Linked DNA regions of Homo sapiens: region 2 is linked to region 1. The links are chromatin loops, found by intact Hi-C in ENCODE. Cell type or tissue: psoas muscle. All regions are shown on one strand. Links, peaks and the distances in the headings refer to the core of each region. The heading gives the core; the rest is flanking DNA.

Evidence for each region. Peaks named below come from ENCODE experiments on the same cell type or tissue, not always from the same donor. Only the 100,000 strongest peaks of a DNase experiment are listed, where the experiment ranks them.
Region 2: a loop joins it to region 1, with 2.4 times the contacts of the local background. A loop is called at or near these places in 2 of 110 quality-filtered maps.

Annotation. Positions count from the first base shown.
Region 1 is chr2:239,629,931-239,632,847 of GRCh38, forward strand. No RefSeq gene overlaps it. Among named protein-coding and RNA genes, the nearest start is that of LINC02991, 53 kb to the left of the region's middle. In psoas muscle, for the core only: no CTCF peak of the experiment used is centred there; DNase peaks (open chromatin) are centred at 827 and 1,201; H3K27ac peaks cover 495 bases.
Region 2 is chr2:239,685,773-239,688,689 of GRCh38, forward strand. No RefSeq gene overlaps it. Among named protein-coding and RNA genes, the nearest start is that of LINC02991, 110 kb to the left of the region's middle. In psoas muscle, for the core only: no CTCF peak of the experiment used is centred there; no DNase peak of the experiment used is centred there.

The DNA of each region.
Region 1 (2,917 bases), core at 106-2,605:
CCCAGATTGTGAGGAAATAGTTTTCAACTACCCAGAATTTTATGTTTGAAACGTCAGAAACCCTCCAGAGAGCATAGGTTGCCCGGGCGACTGTAGTACAGCATCAAGGCACCCTTGAGTTGGCAAGACACAGGCTTGCTGTGCCTGAGAAGCACAAGGTTCCACTTCCCAGCCATGGTGGTTTTCAGCAGTGCTGTTTCTACTCTTAGGTCAGAACAGAGATATGGGAAAAATCCCTGCTCTTCTGTTTCTTTTCCCCAGTGCCGCCTCCTCCAGCCTCCAATGGAGGTGTTTCCATGGGTGACCACATTCTGTTCCACTGGTGGTGGCCTTTGTGTGAGTGCTCCTTCAGGGACCACATTGATCATTAACACACCTTTGAGGTTTCTTTCTTTTTTCTCTGAAACATGGCTTCTTAAAAACTTTACACTTTTTCTCTCATGAGCATTTTAACACATTTAAAAAATAACAGAACAGTTAAAAAAAAAAACCCACAGTTTCACACAGGCTTCTTCTCACTGAATCATGTTTCATCTTTTCCCTTGGCACAACCAAAGGGAAGGTTAATTTAAAACAGCTGAGAGTGATGTCACGTCACACGCCGACACCTCTTTTTCTTTTTTTTTTTTTTTTTTTTTTTTTGCCAGGAAAGAAAAGAGGTTCACCTCAGGCTGCTCAGAAGGAAGGTGTTCCAGGAAGGCCAGAAAAGGGAGGCTGCTCTGGAAAAACAAAGAAGAGCTTGGCAGGTCCTAGAACGGAGGAGAAGTTAGACCCTGGGAATCCAAGATGCTGCAACGTCAGGCAGCTGGTCCCCAGCAAGGCTGGCACGTGGAAACCTCACGGAGAAAAGTGATTCATAACCAAAGCAGGGCTCCCACAGCGACGCTGAGCAGACACAGAACTATTTTTCACATAACACTTATTTTATTTAAAAAAAATGTTAAATGACTTTCCTTTGCATGGATTCTCTGTTTCTCTTGCTCTGGTTCTGGAAGCCATGTGGAGTGGTGGCCAAGAGTCAGTCCTGTTCTGTATTTTTTTGTTGTTGTTGTTATCTTTCTGAGTTGATCAGCAACTGAGAGAATTGAGGAAAGTCGCCCAGGTGGCTCATGTCCAGTGCGTCACTCCACCCCATTCCGACAGCCTCATAGGTTGCTTAACTCTGGAGCCTGGCATTCTCCAGATGCCCCTGCAGGGAGGATTACTTGGCTCCCTCCAGCAGACAACCTTGTGGAACGCTCAGAGCAGAAGTGAGTCACTGCAGCAGGCCCTGTGCACGGAGGCAAGCCAGGAGGTGGTGGAGCTTTATGCGTCCATCATCAGCATTAAAGATGCAGCGAGGGGCAGGGCTCCTTCCCCCAGAACCATGCATGGTGGGCTATTTGTCCCCAAGTGTGATCTTTGCCTGCAAGGTTCCTGCTGTTGTGGCACTCAGACCTTCATCTATACCTTCCTCAGGAATTCTGTAAACTACCAAATAGTTTTATCAATAACCCCTTCCTACCTAAGCCAGCTAGAGTGAATACTTAAGGCTGCATCTAAGAACGGTGACCAATTTAATCACTTCACTAATTTTAACAATGGCTCCTCAAACAGGGGTTTGCTCCATTTCCTCCGTTTCCAAAGGAGGAAGTTGATGGGCTGATGGAGGTAGGTGAATATCATTGGTTGATGTTGAATAGGCCAAAGCTCTTATTATTACTAGTATTTAAAATATTCATTCTGAAGTTATTTACATATTTTAGAACTCATTTAATTAAAGACTCATGTTACAGGTTCATTGAGTAAATAAGTCTGGTTATTTACTGATCCACTGGTTCCAACTAAATAGTTGGGCCACAGATTGTCTGTTGGTGACAATAACCAGTAAGCACCTTTTTAGAGAAAGCCTGTTGCTGTGTGCCTCAGCATTTGACTAATGGCAGGAACACCTCTGAGTACTTCACCGGGCCTGGATTTGACCTGTGAGAATGAATGTGCAGCTTACTGCATGGGAACTGGAAAGATTTAAGGACCTACTCTGGTGGGCACACAGTGAATTACTGGTGCGTCCTAGTGAGAACTTACCATCTCAGCTGCTAGTCGATTATTTCTCACACATTAAGGACTTTACTCTGTTTCTTAAGAGAAAATCCTTTCCCACTGAAGGGAAGGATTCATTAGTAAAATCCATTCTAGTTGAGGCTCCTCTGTCTTCCCAAGAGGAAGGGAGGGTGCAGTTGGGCATGAAGGCTTTTTGAAGGTACTGTAACTTAGTATGGTACAACAACTTACTAGGTTGCCCCTTTGCTGTCACCCAAATTTGGAAAGGAATTGGTCATTTCAGGTTTTTCATATTTATAGTAAAAGAAAATCCATCAAGTTTATCCCTAAAGAGGACTTACGTGACAACTGCCCATGCATAGACAACTGGAGTCCCTCGATCAGACCCACCAAGGAGAGAAATCCATTTTGCATATTGTGTATGGCCTTGAACCAGGAAGGGCATAGGCCGTGGGTGTGCTTCCCTCCGTGCAAGGGAGTGCAGCCTGGGAGCTGCATTCCATCATCACGTCTCTCAAGTGAAGTTGCGCAGAAAGCATGGAACTCCTTTCTGCCTGGATTTTGGAAGGAACCAGTGGACAAATTTAATCTGATGAAGACATTGTAAGGTTAATTTTAGGTTTCAAATACTTTCTTTTGTAAAAATAGTGAGTATTCATTAATTTCCAGAAAGGGTGCCTGGTACTGAGGATCCAGAGGCCAAAAAGACATGTCCCTAGACACCTGGAGTTGGGGTGTGACCAGAAAGCCATCGCAACCTCTGTGAAAGAAAATGAAACCTTCATTCCAGGTGAATCTCTGCATTGCGCTCTGAAGGACATGCAGCCCCTTTCTTCTACTACACTTTCTCTAAGGACTGTGATTCATTGATTAG
Region 2 (2,917 bases), core at 195-2,694, 56 kb after region 1:
TCCAAGCACCATGGCAGGTGCTGGCCCCATGGAGATGAACGAGGTCTGTTTCCTGCTCTGGGAGAGCTCGTGGGGTGTCAGGGAGGTGGGAGGTGACCCTGGAATTATAGGACCTTCTGACAATCATGGTGGTGGGCTTCACAACAGGCTGAGGGAGAACAGAGGCCACCGCTGTTTGACAAAGAAGGAGAAAGCTCCTCCAGGGAGATGACCCCTGAGCAAGCACTGGGAGGAGGATGGGGTCGGAAGGGTCCAAGTGGAAGAGGCAGTGCGTGCAAAGATCCTGACCAACAGGATTTCCAGTTCTGTGAGTTACTGATTTCTTCTGCAGGAGCCTGATAAGGTGTGAGTGACATTAGAGAAGCCAGAAGTCCTGCATGAGTTTGAGGATGTCACATGATCTTGAGTGACAGGAGCCCCATTCCAGTGGGAAGGGATGAACTATCAGTCCAGCATTGTCCATGCCACCTGGCAACACAGTTGCTAATGACAAGGTGGAAATGATGCCTCAGTGTTCGTGCTGTCCCATCTTTTTAGGGGTTGTAACTTTTTACCTTGTATACAAATGCAAACTTACATAAAAGTTGCAACAGTAATACAGAGAATGGCCATATGACCTGTACTGAGATTGACCAACTGTTCTTATTTTCCTCCATTGGCTTTTCCCTTCTAGATAGAAAGATAAATAGATAATAGATAAATAGATGATAGACAGATGATAGAGGTATAGAGATATAGATGCAGATGCCCACACACATATATAGTTGTCCCTCAGTATCCACAGGGAGTTGCTTCCAAGAGCCCCGTGCATAGCAAAATCCACACATGCTCAAGTCCCTTATATAAATGATGTAGTATTTGCATATAACATACACAATCCTCTTGTATACTTTAAATCATCTCTAGATTACTTATAGTACCTAACACAATGCAAATGCTATGTAAATAGTTGTTATGCTGTATTGTTTAGGGAATAATGACAGGGAAAAAACAGGCTGCTTATGTTCAGTACAGATGCAACCATCCTTTTTTAAAAATATATTTTTGATCCACAGTTAGTTGAATCCATGAGTGGGGAACCCATAGATGTGGAGGGCTGTCTCTATGTGTGTACACACACACACAAACACACACACACACACACAATTATAGATATATTTCCCCCTGAACTATTTGAGGGTAAATTGCAGACATCATGTTCCTTCCCCTAAATATTTGTAGGCATTCTCTAAAAATAGAGATATTTTCAACAAAAGTTACACAATCGTATAATACTCTTAAGCATTATATGTATAGAGTATAGAGTTCATATTCACATTTCACTAATTATCCCATTTATTGTTTCTTTTTTTTTTTTGAGAGGGAGTCTCGCTCTGTCACCTAGGCTGGAGTGCAGTGGCATGATCTTGGCTCACTGCAGTCTCCGCCTCCTGGGTTCAAGCAATTCTCCTGCCTCAGTCTCCCGAGTAGCTGGGATTACAGGCACCTGCCACCACATCCGGCTAATTTTTGTATTTTTAGTAGAGACGGGATTTCGCCACATTTGCCAGGCTGGTCTTGAACTCCTGACCTCAAACGACCCACCTGCTTTGGCCTCCCAGAGTGCTGGGATTATAGGCGTGAGCCATTGTGCCTGGTCCTAATGTTTTCTTTTACAGCCATTTTTGCGCAGTCTAGGATCACAAATTGTAGTTAATTTCCAGGATCACACACTGTATGCCTCTTTGGACTGTTTTCTTCTGGAAATGTCTCGGCCTCTCTTTGTCATCCCTGAAGGTGACTGCTGTGAGGAGCAGTTACTTTGCAGGATGCCCCGGGCTTGGATGTGGGTGGTGCCTTCTGGCAGGGACTCCCCAGGGGAAGGGATGTGCAGCAGGAAGCTGGTGATGTCCCCAGACCCGGCCACTAGTTAGGGTGGTGTCCTCAGCTTTTCTGTTGGTTCTTAGTCCCTCTTTCTGATTAATTAGAACTTGAGAGGCCATCGTTGAGACTCCCACTCCCCGTCAGACTTTCCCCCAGCCATTTCAGTAGCCATTGAGGATTCCTGTCAGAATCTTTTTCACTCTGCTGGTTGTGAAGCCGTGACCCTAACTCCCTCATCCCGTCCGTCTCCGTGAGTTAGTCCACATACTACTGTGAGGAAGAGCTTCCCCCTTCCACTAATTATCTGTCCCCTTGGCTTTACATCAGCATGAGCTCCTGGGTTCTTGATGCAGCTGTGGGCTATAATCTGTTACCACTGTGTTTATTGTGATGCTCAAACTGGCACACATTCAGCCACTGAAGGACTGTTTCCATAGAGGCCTCCCGGGTGCCACCCCATAGAGCCACACAGGTCCCAGAGACTGCAGGATGAGGGGCAGGCTGGTCAGTGGGATCACAGTAGTTTGGGTAAAATCCCAAAGCCCCGGTGTCAGGCAGAGGCACCCGGCTGTGCCTCCCTGGTGTGCACCGCCTTTGCCCTGCAGGGCTCTTCCCCTAGCCTGCAGCAGCCAGGCTCCACCAGCTGCGGCGCTTCCCACCCTGCACCCTGCACGCAGCTCCACCGCTCCCATAGACCTGCTGGACAGCTCCTCCCTCACCATCTCAGGACCCTCAGCCAGGAGCAGCTCTCCCACTCCACATTCCAACCACCACCTCCGTGGTGGGGCGGCTGCCTACCTGCCCACTCCCACACTCCTGGCATTGCAAAAGGAGACGAGTTGTTTGGGAAAGCGTTTGGCAGCACATAACAAGAATCGTAAAATTGTTTGTTCCACTTGACCTCATGGCGACATTTCTGGGAAATCATTCTAAAAGAAAATTCCAAAAATGGCCAAAAGCCTATGCATGAAGAGGTTTATTGCAGAATTATACAACTCACAAAGTCAATTGGATGCCTGTCGGGAGGGGAAGGGCTAGGTAATTTATGATGCCC